Regions from separate parts of the Homo sapiens genome. Here regions 2 and 3 are each linked to region 1. Evidence: read pairs that join two places in POLR2A ChIA-PET (ENCODE). Cell type or tissue: CD4-positive, alpha-beta T cell. All regions are shown on one strand. Region 1 overlaps LOC105379412 (a long non-coding RNA gene). Region 2 overlaps MGARP (mitochondria localized glutamic acid rich protein). Region 3 overlaps SETD7 (SET domain containing 7, histone lysine methyltransferase).

Region 1 (2,500 bases):
TCCACTTATATGAGGTATATAGAGTAGTAAAATTCATAGACGCAGAAAGTAGAGGGTGGCTGCCAGAGGCTGGGGGGAGGAGGGAATGGGGAGTTACTGTTTAATGGGTATAGAGTTTCAGTTTCGTAAGTTAAATAAGTTCTGAATATCTGTTGTACAACAGTGTGAACCTACTTAGCCCTACTGAACTGATTAACACTTAAAGTGGTTAGGATGGTAAATTTTATATTATCTTTTTTTTTTACCACAATTTAAAACATTTAAATTATTTACATTTATATTTATTTTATTTTATTTTTTGAGACTGGGTCTTGCTCTGTTCCCCAGGCTGGAGGGCAATGATGGGATCATGGCTCACTGCAACCTTGATCTCTTGGGCTCAAATAATCCTTCCACCTCAGCCTCCCAGGTAGCTGGGACCACAAGCTTGAGCCACTGTGCCTGGCTAATTTTTTAAAAATTTTTTTGTAGAGAGAGAGTCTCACTGTGTTGCCCAGGCTGGTCTTGAACTACTGGGCTCAAGTGATCTTCCTGCCTCAGCCTCCCAAAGTGCTGGATTTACAGGTGTGAGCCACTATGCCTGACTGCTTTCTTATGAAATTGTGGCTTTTACCAAAATATACACTTTAAGATTGCTAAAATGATGTTAACCATTATGTACTATACTTAACTACTTTCACAGTGGTAGAGCTCCCGACACTTTTGGAGGATGAAGCAGGAAGATTGCTTGAGGACAGTAGTTCAAGACAAGCCTGGGCAACATAGTGGGACCTTGTCTCTACCAAAAAAAAAAAAAAAAAAAAAAAAAACCAAGTATGATGGTGCACCCCTGTAGTCCCAGCTACTTGGGAGGTTGAGGATGGAGGATTGCTTGAGCCCAGAAGGTGGAAGCAAAGCTGCAGTGAGCCCTGATCATGCTACTGTGTGACAAAGTGAGACTCTGTTAAAAAAAAAAAAAAAGAAAGCAAACTTATCTCTTAACCATGAGAATCCTATTGTGAAAACTGTCAGAATCAAAATGGAGTCACTTTTGTTAAAAGAAAGAAAGAAAACAACAACAACCAAAAAAAAAAAAAAAAACAAAAAAAAAACCCAAAAAACCAAACCCTGACAAATAGCGCTAGGGAAGGCCGTGAAGGAAGTGTTTTCTCATGAATAAATGCTGGATGACAGAAACTATTACAAAAGACTCTGCAAAAACCACAATCTTGCACAAAGGCCATCATGCAGATGTTCTGTGAGGACATCTGCTCAGCAACTGCCTGTCCAACCTTGGATTGACGTCACCCTTGTTATTGATCTTTGTAGCCAAGGATAATTATCTCAAAACAATTATGTAATCCTTCTCATGTTTTCTTTAAAAACCTTTGTCTTTCTTTATGTGATGGTTAATATTAGGTGTCAACTTGACTGGATTGAGAGATGCCTAGATGGCTGGTGAAGCATTATTTCTGAAGGGTGTTTTCAGAGGAGATTGACATGTGAGTCAGTGGACTGTGAGAGGGTGATGCACACCCACCCACCCACCCTCAATGTGGGTGGGCACCATCCAATCTGCTGCCAGCGCGGCTAGAGCAAAGCAGGCGGGAGAAGGGATGTTCAGCTTGCTGAGCTCTCTCTCTCTCTCTCTCTCTCTCATTCTCCTTTCGCATGCCAGATACTTGCTTCCTTTCCTCCTGCCTTTGGACATCAGACTCCAGGATCTTCGCCTTTAGACTCTGGGACTTGCACCAGTGGCGTTCAGGGGCTCTTGGGCCTTTGGCCTCAGCCTGAGAGCTGCACTCTTGGCTTCCCTAGTTTTGAGGCTTTCAGACTTGGACTGAGCCACATTACCAGCTTTTCTCTTTCCCCAGCTTACAGAGGGCCTATTGTGGCCTATTGTGGGACTTTGCCTTTTAATTGTGTGAGCCAATTCTCCCTAATAAACTCCTGTTTTTACATACATATATCCTATTGGTTCTGCCCGTCTGGAGAACCCTAATACACTTTACTTTCCATGAATATGCATATTGTTTACTATGGCATGCATATTCCCACTGCAATGTCCTATTCCTGAATAAATATTTTCTTTTAGAGAGCCTCTCTCTGTTTATATATTTAGGTTGACATTATCTATAGGAATTACCACTTTTTGGGTATAAGACATAACCAAGACACCTTGGTTCCACTGTTGACAACATAGTTAAATTTGGTCAAGTGTCAAGGACACTTTACAAACTGAAACCTGTAAAGTGATGACTAATTTACCTTCACTTCTCACAGTGCGGATTGTCAGTTCTGGGAGTCTGCTTTGTCCATTTGAGTTTGGGTCATGGAGGACAGAAGTGAAGTCAAAGGCATGCTGAGGAAGGAACTCTGAGTGGCCATTCACAGTGTGTCCTTGACAGCACTTCCGTTCTCTATTTTATGAGTGTCTCTGCCCCACATGCTTCTGAACTAGCATTTTTACCCCTTCCCACCCAGTTATAGTCCGGTTAGAAGGAAATATGTTTTCCTCTGT
Region 2 (2,500 bases), 68 kb before region 1:
CCTCAGCCTCCGGAGTAGCTGGGATTACAGGCACGGGCCACCACACCCAGCTAATTTTGCATTTTTAGTAGAGATGGGGTTTCTCCATGTTGGTCAGGCTGGTCTTGAACTCCCAACCTAAGGTGATCCACCTACCTCGGCCTCCCAAAGTGCTGGGATTACAGGTGTGAGCCACCGAGCCCAGCCTTAAAAGGGTAACTTTTTAATGAATAAATAATTTAGATTTATAATAGATAATTGGGGAAAAACAGGTAAAATAAAAAATGGAATTCACCTGTAATCCTACCACTCAGTGAACACAACTAATTACGTTTTAGTATATTTAGTTTTCCAGACCTTTTTTTTCCCCTCATTCCTTCCTTGTGCACATTATTTCCACAAATCTTGGATAGTCCCAGAGTATTTTGCTATGACTTTTCACCTAATACATTGTAAATATTTTCTCATGTAAGTAAATATTGTTCTGCAAAAGTTATGTCTATTTGTTTCACATTGTATGAATGTGCTAAAATTTGTCTAATTAATCCTTATTGAAAAATTTCTCATTTCATTGTCTTTTTAAGTAACTTGTCCATCATTGTATTTGTATTTAAGTCTACTTAAATCTCTGGTAATTTTAGTTCTATTTAAAAAATATTTCTGATATTTTTGTCTGTTTGAGAAATATGAAGGCTATATATTCCCTATTTGATCACAGATGTACTTTTAAGCCATCAGAAGTCCCACCACAAGTCAAAGCGATAACCTCTTCTCATAGCCTTTGGGGCACATTAGAAGGAAAAAAATTTTTTTCCAAGAAACGGCCATTTATATCCAAACTAAGAACATAAACAGGAAATCGTTGTGATTTTGCTACTATGAAGGTTTGTAAGCATGCCTTAAGATTCGCCCTGTGCAAATCATAGCTTTCCACTAGTCCCTGCACCCCTATACTTTATGTTAGGCCACATCAAATTGCAGGTTGGACATGCTTAATCCAAAAATCTAAAACACAAAATGTTCCAAAATTAGAAACTTTCTGAGCACTGACATGATGCCACAAGTAGAAAATTTCACATGTAAGTACTTAACACAAACTTTGTTTCAAGCACAAAATTATTCAAAATATTGTATGAAATTACCTTCAGGCTATGTGTGTAAGGTGTATACGAAACATAAATGAATTTTTTGTTTAGACTTCAGTCCCATCCCCAAGATATCTCATTATGTGTATGCATATATTCCAAAATAAAGAATATCCAAAACCCAAAACACTTCTGGTCCCAAGCATTTTATTTTATTTTAATTATTTTTTTGGAACAGAACCTTTCTCTGTTGCCCAGGCTGGAGAGCAGTGGTACAATCACAGCTCACTGCAGGACTCAAGTGATCCTCCTGCCTCAGCCTCCCAAAGTAGCTGGGACTACAGGCACATACCACCACTCTCAGCTAATATTATAAAATTTTTTTGTAGAGATGGGGTTCACCACATTGCCCAGGCTGGTCTTGAAATCCTGGGCTCAAGTGATCCTCCCACCTCTGCCTCCCAAAATGTTGGGATTACAGGCATAAGCTACTGCACCCACTGCTAGCATTTTAGATAAGGGATATTCATCCTGTACTTTGTACCTTCTGGGTCACGAATCTCTCATGCTTTTATACGTTACACCTTCTGCCTCCAGTGCCATTCCTCTTTCCCTTATTTTCCTTCAAAACTCAGGTCTCTTCTATTATGACAACTACCTTGGCCAGCTAGTTGAGTTTTACTCTGCCTGTAGCTTGGCTTAACACTTATTACATTTGTCATACTGTATCACAATTATTTGTATGTTCATACCCTCCTTCTAGACTGTGAATGGCTTGAGACTAGGGACCTTATCTGTCTTGTTCACGGTTATATTCTTAATGCTTCTAACAATTCCAAATACGTAGTAGATGCTCAGCTGTGTTAGTTGAAAGAATACATAAATGTGTTTATGTCTTTATTTTTAAAATAAAGAATTTGAGTTGTATATACTTTAAGCTCCTTCCGACTTTAAGTTTATTGTAAAAATTTCAATTCCAGGGCATTATAGGATATGCAAATGTTAGTACTACAAAATAAATGTTTAAATATAATAATATAGTACCTTTATCTGTTTCTATTAGTTTATACAGAATTGTACTTCTATTTCAGATACAACCTTTCTGCAACATTTGGCTTAAAAACGTTTTATCTGCCCATATTTGCTTTATAAGAGAAAAATTGAGATTTCTTTCTATACCTACATGTGTATTATAGATTTATAGAAATATGATGGATTTCAACATAAATGCTTGATTTAACATATAAATACAAATTGTATTACATTTTAGGTATAAACATACTGAATTCATTTTTTAAAAAATAATATTTTCACTGAATCCTGTAGTGGAGTACATATAGTACATGGCTTTCTCTTGCTAATGTGCACTTCATTTGGCTGTTAAAATTTTTTAGTGCTTTTGTCATTTCTCCTTACCCACACCTGCACCCCTTCCA
Region 3 (2,500 bases), 310 kb before region 1:
TGTCATTTGCACTCTCAGTGTGTGGAGACATGCCTTGTTTTGTTTTGTTTTATTTCATTTTGTAGTGCTCAAACCTTGAAGTTTTGGCTGAGTGTGGTGGCTTACACCTGTAATCCCAACACTTTGGGAGGCCAAGGTGGGCAGATCATCTGAGGTCAGGAGTTCGAGACCAGCCTGGCCAACATGGTGAAACCCCGTCTCTACAAAATATACAAAAACTAGCCAGGCATGGTGGTGCACACCTGTAATTCCAGCTGCTCAGGAGGCTGAGGCACAAGAGTCGCTTGAACCTGGGAGGCAGAGGTTGTGGTGAGCCAAGATCACGCTACTTGCGCTCCAGCCTAGGTGACAGAGTGAGACCCTGTCTCAAAAACAAAAATAATAATAAGATAAATGAGTTAATATCTCTGATGTCCTTTGACCTTTGGGGAGAAAGGTCCTCTCTAAGGCTCGCTTTCTTGTTTTCTGCAGGTTGACAGCAGGGACTGGGCCCTTAATGGGAACACCCTCTCCCTTGATGAAGAAACGGTCATTGATGTGCCTGAGCCCTATAACCACGTATCCAAGTACTGTGCCTCCTTGGGACACAAGGCAAATCACTCCTTCACTCCAAACTGCATCTACGATATGTAAGTATTACCCAGAGCTGCTGGGGCGGATCTATGCCTCAGGGCCCTGAGACGGAGGAGGGCAGTAAAAAGTGTTATTCTGCCTCAGATAAAGGCTGCTTCATCTGAATGACCATGGGTCCTCTGCTATCGGCCTCAGGGTTATGACTTGAAACTCAAAATCTAAACAGCCTCACTCTGTGGCTTTGGCAATCTAAGAAATGGAAAGTGCTTTGAAGAGGAGAAATGGTATGGAAATAGTATACCACACCGAGGGGTTGCTGTTTTATAGCCGCTTTTCTTGTCCTTCAGTTTTCTCGTTTTGGACAATTAAAGATAGTGTTATTTGAAATAATAGTAAAAATTTAAATTACTCTGCACAGTGGAGAAGATGAAGGAGCCCTTTTTTTTTTTTTTTTTTTTTTTTTTTGAGATGGATTTTCCTTCTTGATGCCCAGGCTGGAGTGCAATGGCGAGATCTCAGCTCACCGCAACCTCTGCCTCCCAGGTTCAAGCGATTCTCCTGCCTCAGCCTCTCAAGTAGCTGGGATTACAGGCATGCGCCACCGCACCCAGCTAAATTTTGTATTTTTAGTAGAGATGGGTTTTCACCATGTCAGTCAGGCTAATCTCGAACTTCTGACCTCAGGTGATCCACCAGCCTCGGCCTCCCAAAGTGTTGGGATTACAGGCGTGAGCCACCTCGCCCAGCCGGGAGCCCTTTTATGATGTGAAAGAAAGAAGGAAAATAAAGTCCTAAGCCTAGGGCATGACATCTCAGCGTTGGAAAAGACCTATAAAATCAGAGTCCCTATTATTTGATACTAAAAAGGAATGAAGTACTGACATATTCTACAACATGGATGAGAATTGTAGACACTATGCTAAGTGAAAGATGTATGATTCCATTTATATGAAATGTCCAAAATGTAGGAAATCCACAGAGATAGAAAGTAGATTAGTGGTTCCCTAGGGCTGGGGAGGGGTGATAAGGAGTGTGTGCTAATGGGTATGGGATCTCACTGCGGTCTCATTTTGGACTGATTAAAATGTTCTAAGGCGGGTGTTCTAAAATTAGATGATGGTGATGGTTGCCGAATTTTGTATGTATTTGTGATATTCAGTGGTTGAAAGGCCACTGAATTATCTACTTCAAAAGGTAAATATATATAAAGGAGTACATATATTTATACTCTGTATATAAATTATATATTAACAAAGCTGTTTTTTTTTAAAAAATCAAATAATCCTCTTAGAGTTTGAGCCTTCTCTTCCATCTGCTCATTGAACCTCTTCTTGGAAACCTCCATTGGTGTGGAGCTTACATTATCCACAAAGGTCCAGACAAATAGACAAATGAAATAGACATTACAAAATTAGCTTCTGGGCTCCAATGACTAGAAAATTCTTTTTCATTGTTTTTTTTTTTTTTTTTTTTTTGAGACAGAGTCTCGCTCAGTCTCCCAAGCTGGAGTGCAATGGTGAGATCTCGGCTCACTGCAACCTCTGCCTCCCAGGTTCAAGCAATTCTCCCACCTCAGCCTCCCGAATAGCTGGGATTACAGGCACCTGCCATTATGCATGGCTAATTGTTGTATTTTTGTAGAGATGGGGGTTTCACCATGTTGGCCAGGCTGGTCTTGAACTCCTGACCTCAGGGGATCCACCCGCCTCAGCCTCCCAAAGTGCTAGGATTACAGGTGTGAGCCACCGCCCCCGGCCTAGAAAGTTCTTTATAATAAGCCCAAATGGGTTTCCCTGAAATATTCAGCCCTTGGCTCTAATTGTCTCCCTTTTTTTCCTGTGTCCCATGTCAGACTCTCTTTTACATGGTAGCCCTACAAACACTTTAGTAGTTTTTACATGACCCCTGAACGTGTTCTTCCCAAAGC

Evidence for each region. Peaks named below come from ENCODE experiments on the same cell type or tissue, not always from the same donor. Only the 100,000 strongest peaks of a DNase experiment are listed, where the experiment ranks them.
Region 2: POLR2A ChIA-PET joins it to region 1 with 5 read pairs; 5 of 35 experiments call an interaction of 5 or more read pairs at or near these places.
Region 3: POLR2A ChIA-PET joins it to region 1 with 5 read pairs; 3 of 35 experiments call an interaction of 5 or more read pairs at or near these places.

The regions. Positions count from the first base shown.
Region 1 is chr4:139,207,267-139,209,766 of GRCh38, reverse strand. All of the region lies in intron 1 of LOC105379412 (a long non-coding RNA gene), which reads right to left. Among named protein-coding and RNA genes, the nearest start is that of ELF2, 31 kb to the right of the region's middle. In CD4-positive, alpha-beta T cell, no CTCF peak of the experiment used is centred here; DNase peaks (open chromatin) are centred at 896 and 1,236.
Region 2 is chr4:139,275,632-139,278,131 of GRCh38, reverse strand. All of the region lies in intron 1 of MGARP (mitochondria localized glutamic acid rich protein), which reads left to right. Among named protein-coding and RNA genes, the nearest start is that of MGARP, 3.3 kb to the left of the region's middle. In CD4-positive, alpha-beta T cell, no CTCF peak of the experiment used is centred here; no DNase peak of the experiment used is centred here.
Region 3 is chr4:139,516,014-139,518,513 of GRCh38, reverse strand. SETD7 (SET domain containing 7, histone lysine methyltransferase) reads left to right here. Exons shown (of 8, transcript NM_030648.4): 7 at 472-629. Among named protein-coding and RNA genes, the nearest start is that of SETD7, 39 kb to the left of the region's middle. In CD4-positive, alpha-beta T cell, no CTCF peak of the experiment used is centred here; no DNase peak of the experiment used is centred here.